Linked DNA regions of Homo sapiens: region 1 is linked to region 2. A link is an interaction called in ENCODE POLR2A ChIA-PET data of the cell type or tissue named here. Cell type or tissue: IMR-90. All regions are shown on one strand. Each heading gives the region's core, and the rest is flanking DNA. Links, peaks and the distances in the headings are about the cores only. Region 1 has its middle 150 kb from the start of SPTSSA. Region 2 overlaps SPTSSA (serine palmitoyltransferase small subunit A).

Region 1 (2,807 bases), core at 224-2,723, 150 kb before region 2:
ACACATGACAATGTAAGGTCTTCACAAGAATCAGCAAAAGTCCAGGTATTCTGTGAAACAGAAATAATCAAATGCCGCAAAATATTTAATTTCCTATTCCAGGAATGTGAAACAGGTGTAATTAAAATAACACTTTTTTAATTAAGTGACCTCTCTTGACCAATCATCTGTGAATAATTCAGATTTCTCCCTTATTATTACTGTAAAATTGAAACGAGGTCATATAAACAGGAAGATCCTCTTTAACTATCTTTAAGCACCAGCAATATATATTTTCCACCAGTTAAAATCCTTAATGATACAAAAAATCTGTCAAGCATAACTCCCCCAATTCATTTGCCTGAAACCATCAATATTTTATCATGCACTTGCAGTTGGCTTTAATTTAACAGTCCAGGTTACTAATCAAACAAAACACCCAAGTCATTAAAAGTTAGCGTGCCATTTAGAAAGTGCATTTCAGGTTTATTAAAATATCTTTCATGCAGCCATTAGAAACCTAAAGTTTTAATTACAATCAGATATTTAGTTCTACTCTGGTTATGCATTTGGCACTCTCTTACAACTGCCCTGATTAATCTTCCAGACCAAGTTCATCCATTACCTCCTGAAATTATTTTCCTCTCAACTTCTCCAGAATTCATCTTTCTACTCCACCCACCACAAATAAGTAAAATGCATTTTAAAGGTGTGCAGAATAACTACCCAAAAGATAACTTATTTAAAAGACTTCATTTCAAATATCATTTACCCCTCATAAAATTCCAAAGACGCATCATTCAAAAAGACAAATTGAAATTGAAAATTAGCCCTTCATGTCTTTATTGTCAGTTTTCATTATACATTTTTCTTTCTAATGATAGGGAAATTTCAACAAGCATTTTCTTACAGTTTTCTAACTGAGTGTCCTTTTCCTTTACCTTTCCAATTTTTCCTACTTCTCTTCCTGCCCTGGCTTACCCTAACGTTCTCTGAAGGGGATTAGCAACATATAAAACATCAGATTTCATGTTAAAGCTAGCTCCTCTGAATTTCAGCATTTAGACCCTCCATTATCACAGTTACTGTAGGTTAAAATACATTTTAGATGGGATTTAGGACTGATGGTATGGAATCACTTTTAATTTCAAATCCATTAAGGCCTAACCCCTTTATATTTCCTTTAAAATTTGTTTGAAAACTAGAAATTTTCTTTTTTTTTTTTTTAAGTTTATCTGTCTCTATCCATAGCTTATCAGAAGTGGCTCAAAGGAATCAGTTGGCATCTTCAACATTCTGCCAGGAAATCTTTCTGCCCAAATCCACCAGTTTGCTAGGTTTATTTTCTATTTTCCACATTATTACAGATAACAATGTTGCCAAATTTTTCTCCACAAGGATCACATTTTTTCCCACCTCCAAACCCAATTTTCTCCATGTCCTTCCATATTCCACCAGCAGTCTTTTCAATGGCCTCCCAGCTTTTACGAACTGGCTCCTCAAGGACTTCCAGCTTCTGCCAACTGCCCAGCCCTAAAGCCAATGTCACATGCATTAGGGTTTTATTAGCACCCCACTCCCAGGTACCAAATTCTGTTCCAGTTATCTATTGCTGCTTAACTAACAGCTTAAAACAACCTACATCATGTCTCATGATTCTATGGGTCAGGAATTTGATCAAGACTTGGTTGGGCAGTTCCTTTTATCTACAAGGCATCAACTGCCATCAGTGAGGCTACCTGCTGGTAATCAGCTCATAAATGGGCTGGTTGGAGAGTCCAAGATGGCTTCAGTAGCATGTCTGTCACCTTTGTGGGGATGGCCTGGAAGGCTGGGCTCAACCGGGACTATTGCATACTAAGACTCCAACATGGCGGTCTCTGGGTATGTGGACTTCTTACGTGTTGGCTCAAGACCCCAGAGAAAGCTTTCCAAGAAAAAGAAGTAAAAACTACCAGTCTTTTATGGCATGGGCTCAGAAACTGGCACACTGTCACTTCTACCATATTCTTTTAGTCAAACAATTATAATGAACAGATTGAAGGAGCAGAGACTCAGATTTTACCTGTCAATGAGAGGAGTGTTAAAAACTTTGTAGCCATTTTTAATCTACCACAAATTCTTTAAGCTGGGTATTCTTATTCTTATTTTACAAATGAGGAAACCTGGAAGTGTATATTCAAGGCAACTTGAATCTATGCTCCTGGGTTGCAAAATATAATTTTTAAATTAGGAAAACAAAGATTAGAGAGGATAATTAATTTGCCTAAAGTCATACAGTTAGTTAGGGCAGAGCCAGAATCCTAACTTAATCATCCATCTGCATGGGAAAGTAAGTAAATTCCCTGACTACTCCCAAAAAGTGGTGATTAAAATCACCGTCATTTTCTAGAGAAACCAGGTATGTGCCTCTGTGGCCCTGTTTTTTGTCAACTCTGGATACGACTTTCCTTTTCTTTCATCCCTACTCTCAGGTGGATTTCCACAAGGTATACTTCATGAATGTTTATAAAAGAACACGTAATCACATACTACAAAGGTCTTACCAAGGCAATGTCCTATTCCATTTATGAAAGTGCATCTGACAAATTCAGCCTGACAATATGATCTCTCAGAGGTAGAGGAAATAATGCAGGAAACTGCTTTTCTGGACCAACATGGAAGAATTGTTTGGTGAAGATAAAGTGACAAGAACCTTGGGGAACAAAGAGACTCTGTCATTTTGGAACAATGACCATTGGCATAGGGAAAACTGACAGTTTCCTGTCCTGTGGTGGCAGGAAAAGAGCATAACTCTGGAGACTCAATCTGGAGTTCTGTAAGGAAAG
Region 2 (2,807 bases), core at 226-2,725:
ATCTTGGTTACAAAACCTGGTCTTTTCTTTCCCACCTTGGGATGCCAGTAGGGAAAGGATACTTTTGAAAGGTATGTTAAAAATGTCTCCTCCTGAGATAAGGTCAGTGGTTCTCAGTCTATGGTAGGTCTCCTTTTGTAGTATATACTGTAATACTAATTGGCACTTATCAGATTCTTCTTTATTGTTACCTTTTGTCTTAATGCAGGTGTCATGTCCCATTTCTCTGTAAGATAGAAACATGTCTGCACATGGAAAAAGTTCAAATATTCCTTGACAAACCAAAAGCCAATGTATCACTTCAAATGTCTCATCAGAAGACAGATGGTAGCCCAGGCATCTTGGCTCATGCTTATAATCAATCCCAGCACTTCGGGAAGCTGAAGTGGGGGGATCACTTGAGGTCAGGAGTTCAAGATCAGCCTGGCTAACATGGTGAAACCCCACCTCAACTAAAAATACAAAAATTTAGCTGGGCATGGTGGCACGGCCTGTAGTCCCAGCTACTTGGGAGGCTGAGGCAGGAGAATCGCCTGAATCCCAGAGGCAGAGGCTGCAGTGAACCGAGATCGCACCACTGCACTCCAGCCTGGGTGACAGAGCAAGACTGTCTCGGAAAAAAAAAAAAAAAAAAACAAAGAAAAGAAAAGAAAAGACAGATGGTATATAGGCCCTAGTGAGGAAGAATTTACAAAACTTACTTATAAATCTTACTGTTTCAAGAACTATTCACAATGTGTCTGACTTGACCCAATAGATGCTTTTCCTTAAAAACACATCTTAAAATCTTTTTTACAAATTGCAATTTCCTTACATAGGTAAGTTCAAAAATACTTATATTCAATTGAGATTTTTTTTTCTTTTGAACAGGCTGTCACCTAGGCTGGAGTGCAGTGGCGCCATCTCAGCTCACTGCAACCTCTGCCTCCCAGGTTCAAGAGATTCTGGTGCCTCAGCCACCAAAGTAGCTGGCGTACACTACTACACCCGGCTAATATTTGCATTTTTAGTACAGACTGAGTTTCACCATGTTTTCTAGGCTGGTCTCACATTCCTGGACTCCAGCTATCTGCCCACCGCGGCCTCCCAGAGTGCTGGGATTACAGGTGTGAGCTACCGCGCCAGGCCTAAGATCGACTTTCTTTTTATTTTTTTTTTTGAGATGGAGTCTTGCTCTGTGGCCCAGGCTGGAGTGCAGTGGCACGATCTCGGCTCACTGCAACCTTTGCCTCCTGGGTTCAAGCGATTCTCCTGCCTCAGCCTCCCGAGTAGCTGGGACTACAGTCGTGCGCCACCACACTCAGCTAATTTTTTTTTTTTTTTTTTTTTTTTGGTAGAGATGGGGTTTCACCATGTTGGCCAGACTGGTGAACCGCCACCGCGCCCGGCCAAGATTGACTTTCAATTTACAACAGCTTTTAACTAACTTCTAGCTATTTGACTTGGGAAGTCAAGAAGCAAATAATTTCTAAACATCCATTCAGATGCTCAAGGATGCCCCTGGAAAGTACAGTGATAGTACGTTATCAATTTCCCCTGAAATTACAACTTTTTTTTTTTTTTTTTTGAGACGGAGTCTCACTCTGTCACTGAGGCTAGAGTGCAGTGGCGTGATCTCGGCTCACTGCAACCTCCGCCTCCCGGGTTCAAGCGATTCTCCTGCCTCAGCCTCCCGACTAGTGGGATTTCAGGCGTCCACCACCACACTCGGCCCACAACTTCAAATTTTTAAAAATGCATTATATAGCAGGAAATGTAAACTAATGCATCTATCCTCTTTAAGAAATTAATCTGGGCCAGGCGCGGTGGCTCACACCTGTAATCCCAGCACTTTTGGGAGGCCAAGGCAGGCGGATCACTTGAGGTCAGGAGTTTGAGACCAGACTGGCCAACATGGTAAAACCACCCCACCCCCACCCCACCCCCAACTCCGCCTCTATTAAAAATACAAAAATTAGCTGGGCGTGGTGGTGGGCACCTGTAATCCCAGCTACCTCAGAAGGCTGAGGCAGGAGAATCGCTTGAATCCGGGATGCAAAGTTGCAGTGAGCCAAGATTGCACCACCACACTCCAGCCTCGGCAACAGAGCGAGACACCGTCTCAAAAAAAAAAAAAGAAAAAGAAAAAGAAGAAAATTAATCTGGCCAGGCGTGGTAGCTCATGCCTGTAATCCCAGCATTTTGGGAGGCTGCAGTGGGCAGATCACTTGAGGTCAGGAGTTCGAGACCAGCCTGGCCAACATGGCGAAACCCCATCTCTACTAAAAATACAAAAATTAGCCAGGCGTGGTGGCAGGCACCTGTAATCCCGGCTATTCTGGAGGCTGAGGCAGGAGAATCGCTTGAACCTGGGAGGCGGAGGTTGCAGTGAGCCAAGATGGCGACATTACACTCCAGCCGGGCAACAAGAACAAAACACTGTCTCACACACACACACACAAAGAAAAGAAATCAATCTGAAGTCTTCCTCTGTTCAGGACTTCTAACTCAGAGACAAATTTTCAGACAGGCAGAGGCAAATTTCTCTAAATTTTAGGTTTCTAGGATTGATGATTAAGTTGAATGTAATGTTTAAGCTGTAGAAAGTATGCCTCTTTCCAAAAGCCTGTAGCTGGCCACAGATTAGTTCTGGGTGAAGCTTACTAATCATTAATGGATTTATGAAATTCAAACTACTTCAGAGTAAGCCTCCTGACAAGTAGGGAAAAAAATCCAGTTTTCTCATTCAGTTCTTTCCACCAAGCTAAAATGAGGATTCAATCTCAAATTGATGTTCCAAACTATCAGATAGTTTTAAATGATTCTAG

Evidence for each region. Peaks named below come from ENCODE experiments on the same cell type or tissue, not always from the same donor. Only the 100,000 strongest peaks of a DNase experiment are listed, where the experiment ranks them.
Region 1: POLR2A ChIA-PET joins it to region 2 with 14 read pairs; 4 of 35 experiments call an interaction of 5 or more read pairs at or near these places.

The regions. Positions count from the first base shown.
Region 1 is chr14:34,309,364-34,312,170 of GRCh38, forward strand. No RefSeq gene overlaps it. Among named protein-coding and RNA genes, the nearest start is that of SPTSSA, 150 kb to the right of the region's middle. In IMR-90, for the core only: no CTCF peak of the experiment used is centred there; no DNase peak of the experiment used is centred there; H3K27me3 peaks cover 170 bases.
Region 2 is chr14:34,457,356-34,460,162 of GRCh38, forward strand. All of the region lies in intron 1 of SPTSSA (serine palmitoyltransferase small subunit A), which reads right to left. Among named protein-coding and RNA genes, the nearest start is that of SPTSSA, 3.5 kb to the right of the region's middle. RefSeq lists an enhancer at 1,236-1,737. In IMR-90, for the core only: no CTCF peak of the experiment used is centred there; no DNase peak of the experiment used is centred there; H3K27ac peaks cover 216 bases.